Linked DNA regions of Homo sapiens: region 2 is linked to region 1. A link is an interaction called in ENCODE POLR2A ChIA-PET data of the cell type or tissue named here. Cell type or tissue: Panc1. All regions are shown on one strand. Each heading gives the region's core, and the rest is flanking DNA. Links, peaks and the distances in the headings are about the cores only.

Region 1 (4,392 bases), core at 78-4,077:
TTCAGGGAACAAAGTGCTGGTAGGAGGAGGAGGGGGCAGAATCAAGTAAAACATGAAGCCAGAACACAAGTGCAGGATTTCATACTGAAAAGAATGCCTATTTTTGAAAAAAGAGGGTGAAAACCTTCAAGGAAATGTCGTGGCTCGAAGGGAAACTGGAATCATGCTAAAGAGAGTGAACAAGGTTAATGCAATAAAAGCAAGAACCACTGAAAATGATGTCTAGAAATTATTTCTCTAGGGTTCGGCCCTGCCCCCGGCAAAAGCCTTCTTTAATTTTCATACCAGTCCACAATTCTCTCTCTTTCCTCTCAGCATTCTCACATCATGTGTCTCTTAAGTGTCCAGCATTGCACTAAATGTTGAGGACGCAGAGTGGGGACAAACAAGATTCTGTGCTAAAGTTGCTCACAGGCTGGGGATATGGGGCAGGCAGAAAAGCAAATCAACAATTACTTTGGAGACTAGTCAGTGCTAGGAAGGAGGCTGCTACCAGAACACAGAAGAGAGAAATGAAATGGCGCAAGCAATCAGCCAGTGCTTCCTGGGGTAATGAATCAGAAAGGTAGGTGAGGCAGCAGCCAGGTGACAGAAGGGAGACAGAGAGATGTCTGCAGGCAGAGAGATGGGGGAAGCTGCGGCATTTGGAGGGCACAGGGGTAGCCAGAGCACAGGATGTATCTTGGGAAATATTAAATGAGGCTAGTGGTGGACAGGAACTGGAACTGAAGAGACCTCAAACGCCAAGCTAAGTAGTTTTAACGTTATCCCGAAGTCAACAGGAACCTTAGAAGGGTTTTAAGTAGAAGAGTTACATGATCAAATTTACACGTTAGAAAATGCACTTGGACAGCAGTGTGGAGGGGAGACAGGAACATTCAGGGCCACAGGTAGGAAAGGCAGCATGAAGGCTATAAAACTCCTATGAGGCCATCATGCTCTAAGGCTTCTGGTGATCTTTCCTAGAATAAGATAAGGCATAGAAGACCAACCAAAGTATCACCCGTATCAATTCTCTGAACTTATCTTCCATTACTTGAATTTCTCCTTAATTTTCCACAGGTCAATGTCTGATCTCCTCTAGAAGACCTTAGGTGGTGTGAGAACAAGTACAACTGTATCTCAAAATTTCTGGCCCATAAGGAGGTGTTCATCACGTGTGCTGAGTAATTCCAGGCTTTCCTGAGATACCACCCTAACCAAGTGAAGGATAGTGTGCCTGAATCCGACAAGCAGACAGGCAGTTAGTCTCAGGGACAGGTTTCTGGTGAATCCCTCAGAGCACTTCAGAGGAGACCCCAGAGATTTGTTGTCTTTCAAAATATACTGCTGTTGAAACATAAAGGAAGTGGATACATATTGAGCATCTACCATGTGCTCAGCATTTTATTCACATTATCATGTTTAATCCTCACAAAACCTTATAAGGAGGTGGCATTACCACCATTTAACAGATAAACTAATACAAAGAAAAGTTATGCAGTTTCCCCAAGGTCAAGGGAATGGTAGAAAGGCCATAGGCTTGTGGCCGGGCACAGTGGCTCACGCCTGTAATCCCAGCACTTTGGGAGGGCGAGGCGGGAGGATCACGAGGTCAGGAGTTTGAGACTAGCCTGGCCAATATGGTGAAACCCCATCTCTACTAAAAATACAAAAATTAGCTGGGCATGATGGTGCGCACCTGTAGTCCCAGCTGCTTGGGAGGCTGAGGCAGGAGAATCACTTGAAGCCAGGAGGCGGAGGTTGCAGTGAGCCGAGATCGTGCCACTGTACTTCAGCCTGGGCGACAGAGCAAGACTCTGCCTCAAAAACAAAAAAAAAAAAAAAAAAAAGAAAGAAAGAAAGGGCATAGGCTTCGGAATCAGACAATGTGGTCGTGTGACTTTGAGTCTCAAACAGAAAATGCAGATACTAATTAACTAACCACAGGTAGTAACTAACGCTTGTTTCACAGACTTATCATAAAAAGATCAAGTATGTGAAAGTCCCTTTTAAATTAATTGTAAAGCACTGTTCAAACTGTTATTATTTTGGCAGAGCTGCACTTTGGGGAGGACCACTTATTTACCACATACAACCTGACCTACGGTCGCTTCCAAACACAGGCCATTTAATCCTGCCTGCTATGACAAGAGGACTTCACACTAGATTGGACTTTAAATTATTAACGGTCTTATTGCTATACTAATTTAGCTGTGGTTCTGTGAAATCACCTGGGGGAAAGAATTTTAATAAAAATTCAATCTTCAGTCCTCAATTTAAAAAGGGCTTCCTCTGGGCCAGGAGTGGTGGCTCACGCCTGTAATCTCAGCACTTTGGGAGGCCGAGGTGGGCGGATCACAAGGCCAGGAGATCAAGACCATCCTGGCTAACACGGTGAAACCCCATCTCTAATAAAAATACAACAAAAAAGGGGAGGTGGGCTTCCTCTGAAAAATAAAATGTAAATGTAGTTGATTTTAAAATGTGCTTTTAAAAAAAAAAGTCATCCTAAGTTCAGGCTAAAGAATAACCAGACCGTCAGTTAAAGGCTTTCCTTTTTTCAGCTCTGATATATTCACATGGCTATGGAGATGATTCCATTTGATTTCAGAACTTCATAACACTCATAATCTTTGATATTTTTAATTCATAGTCTCCTGTATGGCTAAGACAACTTCCTATATATCTGATCACTTCTAAAAGACATTTACGGTACTCTTTCATTCACTCAAAAGAATTTTATTGAGGGCCTCAGACAAGTACTAGACACTATGCAGACACAAATTCATAAGACTTGGGCCCTGCCCTCTTGGAGCTTACAGTCTAATATGGCACAAAAAGAAACTTGTACAAGGTACTGGACCTGCAAATGAGGATCAGGGAATAAATGCAGTGACTTCAGATAGGGATAGATCATATATGGCCACACCATGATAATGCTTCACAGTGGAGATAGAATTTCAATAAGACAGAGAGAATTTCTTAGGGTTTTCACAAGTAGAACATGTTTTAGGAAGATGATACAACACGAGGAAAAACAAAGATACAAAAAAAGTTTTAGATGTATCTGACGGGAAGGGGATGGAGATTCTGGAGAAAAATAGATAAGATTAGCTGGAGCAATGCTTTATGAGGAAAATAATGGAAGATAAGGCAGGAAAGGCAGCTTGGAGCCAGAAGGAAGACACCATTATGCTCTTGGTCAATGAATGATACACTAAATGTGGGTAGTTCAAGGGAGATTCTTCTACAGTAGTGTTGCACAACATGGAAACAAGATTCTAAGTGTCCAGGAGTGTGATATGAGGGGCCTGAACTACAGGGTAGTTCTGGGAATAAAAATTAAAACATAGAGGGTAAAATACATCAGGAGGGAAAACGGAAATAACTTTAGCACTAATAGAGAGTAAGGTATTGGCTGGGCACAGTGGCTCACACCTATAATCCCAGCAGTTTGGGAGGCCGAAGCAGGTCACGCATTCAAGACCAACCTGGCCAACATAGTGAAACCTCGTCTCTGTCTCTACTAAAAATACAAAAAATTAGCCAGGCATGGTGGCGGGCACCTATAGTCCCAGCTACTCGGGAGGCTGACCAGGAGAATCGCTTGAACCAGGAAGGCAGAGGTTGCAGTAAGCCAAGATTGCGCCACTGCGCTCCAGCCCAGGCAACAGTGCGAGACTCCATCTCAAACAAACAAACAAAAAAAAAGAGTAAGGTATCAAAATTATTCTGAGCTGTAGTAGAGCTAGAAAAACCTAGAGGAGCTGATTCGATAACTGTAGGGGTGGGAGAGGATAGAGATAAGGAAATGTTCTTAAACATCCTTTGAAGGCTAAGGAAATCTAAACAAGTTTGAATTTTGCAGTGGTCTCTTGTAACATGAACTTCAGATTTTTTAAAAAACTATATAATAAAATGATACTCAAAGTTTATCTGACCTTCGTCCTTTGACCTTGGAAGAAATCACTGTAGTGTTTAAGCAAGGAAACCAGCACCATGTTCTCATCATACTTGATTAAGAAGTAAGGAAGAGCTGTGACTCCTTCTGTTTGACAAAGATTATCATATGCACACTCTAGTGCTTCAATCTGAAAACAGAAAACACGTTGTTATTCTCTAGAAAATTACATTTCTAGTTCTGGGCTAAAAACTAACTCAAAAAAAAGGTACCTTAAAACCAGAAGACTAGAAATGACTGATCACACTCCTCTTACTCTATTACAGCAAGTGAACATAGAAGTGCCTCCAAATAATACCACTTAGCTTTTATATAACACTTTCCAGGGGCATGGTGGTGTGTGTCTTAGGGGCACAAAGGGACTACAACATGGTAGTTCCCTAAGCTGTCAATCAGAGTTTTAGAGCGGTAACGAAACATTCTTTCTCTCCTATGATAACCCAACATGA
Region 2 (4,392 bases), core at 274-4,273, 120 kb after region 1:
ACCCAATGCTGCTCAGATTTAACATGCTCATGAATCACCGGGGGATCTTGTTATATTTCAGATTCCAGTTGAATATGGCTGGGCCAGCCTGAGATTCTGCTTTTTTTTTTTTTTTTGAGATGGAGTCTCGCTCTGTAGCCCAGGCTAGAGTGCAGTGGCGCGATCTCAGCTCACTACAAGCTCCGCCTCCTGAGTTCACGCCACTCTCCTGCCTCAGCCTCCTGAGTAGCTGGGACTACAGGCGCCCACCACCATGCCCAGCTAATTTTTTTTTTTTTTTTTTTTTTGTATTTTTAGTAGAGACGGGGTTTCACCATGTTAGCCAGGATGGTCTCGATCTCCCGACCTCGTGATCTGACCACCTCGGCCTCCCAAAGTGCTGGGATTACAGGCGTGAGCTACCGTGCCCGGACGAGATTCTGCATTTTTAACAAGCTGCCAGGTGATCCTGATGCTGCTAGTCCATGGATCACACTTTAGCTGAACAGCTACATATGACTGGGGATATAATACCCTGTGACAGCATCATACACAGTTTCCAAAAGGGCAGCTTCTCAAATATTTTATATGGGCTGAAGGGCTCTGAGAGATGACTCAACAAAGGGCGCAAGCATTAAGTTTCACCATCAGTATAGGGCAACTCCCATGTGCTAGGTGAGTAAACAGGCATGTCCCTATCATAATGGAGTGAGCAGTTGAAGAGGAGTAGATGAGTAAAAATCAAGGAGAATTGCTTGAACCTGGGAGGCAGAGGTTGCAGTGAGCCAAGATCACGCCACTGCACTCCAGCCTGGGCTACAAGAGCAAAGCTGTCTCAAAAGAAAAAAAAAATCAAGGAATCACACGGACAAATGTAACAGTGTGTTTGTGGCAAATGTGAGGAATGTCTGTAAGATGGGGATGTGACCTGCTTAGGGAGGCTGAAGAGGGAGGAAAGGGTGCTCCAGGATGAAGGAATGGCACAAGCAAAGCCCCGGCTGAGGAGCCGGGCAACTGCAGTGAGGCTGCTGCGCAGGGCCAGGGAGGGATGAGGCTGGAGACTTAGGCAGAGGCTGGATCATGCAAGATCGTGTGGAGAGTTCTGCCTCCAGCCTAAGAACACCAGGGGCACCGAGGAGCTTTAAGAGGGAGGAGGGAATACAGCCAGATTTACATTTTGAAGAGATCACTCTGGCTGCAGGAAAGAGAATGGACTTGGCGGGGCCAGAGTGCGGAGTCCCTTCCCTGGGAGGGTGGAGCTAGGCTTGAGACAGAAAGCATTTTAGTCTCTTCCTGGGGGGCATAAAACTCGAAAGCTGTTGCTGGCTGCTTTCTGCCACAGGATGCTGGAAACAGTGACAGACAGTCTGCTAAGAACAGAATGAATCAGACACACAGGAAGTAACTGGAAGAGAGACAGCGTGTTTGGGGTGGGGACAAGCATGGGATGGGGGGTGGTCTGCACATTTCAGCCCCTGGTTCCAGCCCTTCCTGAAGCTCATCTGCAGCTCTGCCTTGATTTCTTTGGGACGGCTTTGTATCCCTATGAGGAGCTCCTTGAGGTGGTTTATGTCCCTGGCAACCCAGAGAGTCCTGGATAACGCACCTGAATTGAGGCTTTCAAAAGGGCAAGAAGCAGGACACCAGGAAGAGATTATCCAGATAGCTCATTTCATCCAATACTGTCATGAGAGTCACTTGGTTCTGCTGAATACACGTAGACCCTCGAGCTTCAGCACAGCCACACCAGGTCATTCCCACTCTGTACGCTGAAGTGGAGGGAACTTCCAGTGGTGGGGGATTGAGGAACCACATGGCAGATATGCCTCAATGTGGTGCCAGCTGGAAGCACAGTTGGCTTTCAAGGCCAGCAGCTGGGACTGTCCACCTAGCCCCAGGCACAGCTGTTTATGGTTTCTCCTCACGTTGGCAGTTTGAGTTTGATTTACAAGGGTCTAAGAGGAAACTGAATCTTTTCAAAAGGAAAACAACTTTGCAGAAGCTGCCTGTTTTCCAAGGAACCACTTTTGACGATGTTTTGCTCCTCTTGGTTACAGGTAACAAGAGGATTCAGAATCTGAGAGATACTGCTTAAAAGGAAAATGTCCTGGAGGGATGCCAAACTGCACTCTCAAAGGTTTCGGCTGGATGTGTGATATTGATGGGGAAACCCATTTCAGTGTCTCTAAGAAGGGGGTAGTGCTCCTCTTTCCAGGATGTCTCTGGGGAATCTAGAGCACCCCAAAGTGTGGTATGCATAGAAACATTGGTAAGCACAGTGATGATGTTTTCGGTATCTCACAAAGAAGCTGTTGTTTTAAGGATTATGCATCAATTTTAAGGCGTATTAGAAAAAAAATATCAAACTGGCAATTTCACAGCTTTTAATGCTCAGGATGAGGCTTAAATTAAAAACTGAGCTGACTTTATTCATTTATTTATTTTTTGAGACAGAGTCGCGCTCTGTCGCCCCAGCTGGAGTGCAATGACACAATCTCAGCTCACTGCAACCTCTGCCTTCTGGGTTCAAGCAATTCTCCTTCCTTGGCCTCCCAAGTAGCTGGGATTACAGGTGCACGCCACCATGTCCAGCTAATTGTTTGTATTTTTAGTACAGACGGGGTTTCGCCATGTTGGCCAGGGTGGTCTCGAACTCCTGACCCACCTCAGCCTCCCAAAGTGCTGGGATTACAGGCGTGAGCCAACATGCCCTGCTGTGAGCTGACTTTAAAAGTTATTAAGTAAATAATAGTACAGTTGGTATATGAAGGAGGCAAAAGGTGAAATTTATGTAACATTGAGATGAAGCGTGGGTAAGTGTCTGGCGCAGAGTCTGAGACGGGGTGGGAGCCTGAGGTGACACCACTGTTTAATGAGTGCCTTTATTATCTCTAATCCTCACAACAGACAGGGTGGGAATTGTTATTCCTATTTCACTGTTGAAAAAGCTAGGCTTGCAGGAATGAAAAAACTTGCTCAAATGCATACAGTCAGAAGGTGCCCTAGGTCTGTTTGCTTTGAGTTCTCTGACTCTTCAACTACACTGTACTACCCTTAATAAGAAAGTATCCTCTCTCTCTTCTAGAAAAAACAGGTGTCCTTCATACAAGCATCTCATAAAGGCCCCAGGTCTGGGGCACAGCCCATTTTATCCCTACGCACATGCTTATACTACACATACATTTGCATTTATGCTTGGAAACCAATGACCAAACCAACAAACTTCAAGACCAGCAACATCATTTTTATTTCCCCACAAAACTGATAAAGAACACTCCTCTGCAAAGCAGAAAACAACTCATCACTGTAGTAAATATGTAAGCTGATACCTTGTGAAGTTGCCCTAAATCTTTTTTCCTTTTCTCCCTATCCAGCTGCTTAAGGTCTGAATATTTGTTCCTCATCAATTCATGTGTTGAAATTCTAACCTCTCCTGAATGGGATTAGTGCTCTTACACGAGAGGCCTGACAGAGACTCCTCACCCTTCCCACCATGCGAAGACACAGTGAGAAGGCTCAGTCTATGAACCAAAATGTTGACTGTCACCATTTACTCAATCTGCTGTCGCCTTGAGCTTGGACTTCCCAGCCTCCAGAACTGTGAGAAATAAATTTCTGTTGCTTATAAGACAACCAGTTTATGACATTTCGTTATAGCAGCCTGAATGGACTAAGACACCCTTCCCACCATGTGAAGACAGAGTGAGAAGGTTCGGTCTATGAACCAAAAACTGACCCTCACCAGTCATTGAATCTGCTGGTGCCTTGATCTTGGACTTCCCAGCCTCCAGAACTGTGAGAAATAAATTTCTGTCGTTTATAAGCCACCTAGTTTATGATACTTTGTTATAGCAGCCTGAATGGACTGAGACACCCACCTTAAAAAGACAGTACCTCAAAACCATAAGGCAGGATAACTGCTAGCCTGATATTAATAGTTTTTAATTTACTGCTAGCTTCATTTTGCCAACTGAGTCAGATATTTTTTAAAAGTTCTGTTTGCAATTATTTTAACTTAGGAGAGGAGAAAAAGAGCAGGCATCAGCCTGCATATGGGATATTTCTGAAAGGATTTTGCTATGATTAGCTTGCCCTCAGGGAGAGTAAAATGTGAGTTATACAACCATGCTTATATTTAGATGTTGTTGATGTTCTGGCTTATAATATATGATGAGTTAGAAATAATTTTGTACTGATCAGCCCAACCAGAAAATAAACATGCTTTAACTTGTATTTATTACTAAACTTGGTCTCCTAAAACATGATAAAGCAGTTGAGTCTATAATGACTGAGCCATAGCTTCTCTGACTGACTCTAAGAGGGAATGACGTTAATAAGAGATTAGCCCATACCTCTAATAGCCCTGGGAGAGATGAACCCAAGACGGCAAGGCCCAGCTCTGATGGATGAAGG

What was found. ChIA-PET counts read pairs that join two places held together with the same protein. Peaks named below come from ENCODE experiments on the same cell type or tissue, not always from the same donor. Only the 100,000 strongest peaks of a DNase experiment are listed, where the experiment ranks them.
Region 2: POLR2A ChIA-PET joins it to region 1 with 8 read pairs; 2 of 35 experiments call an interaction of 5 or more read pairs at or near these places.

The regions. Positions count from the first base shown.
Region 1 is chr3:11,315,025-11,319,416 of GRCh38, reverse strand. ATG7 (autophagy related 7) reads right to left here. Exons shown (of 21, transcript NM_001349232.2): 9 at 3,924-4,073. Among named protein-coding and RNA genes, the nearest start is that of ATG7, 45 kb to the right of the region's middle. In Panc1, for the core only: no CTCF peak of the experiment used is centred there; no DNase peak of the experiment used is centred there.
Region 2 is chr3:11,192,849-11,197,240 of GRCh38, reverse strand. The region is part of intron 1 of HRH1 (histamine receptor H1); the gene reads right to left. It overlaps LOC102723663 (a long non-coding RNA gene), which reads left to right. Exons shown (of 4, transcript XR_001740596.2): 3 at 2,037-2,248; 4 at 3,354-3,806. Among named protein-coding and RNA genes, the nearest start is that of HRH1, 41 kb to the right of the region's middle. In Panc1, for the core only: no CTCF peak of the experiment used is centred there; no DNase peak of the experiment used is centred there; H3K4me3 peaks cover 1,184 bases; H3K27ac peaks cover 1,629 bases.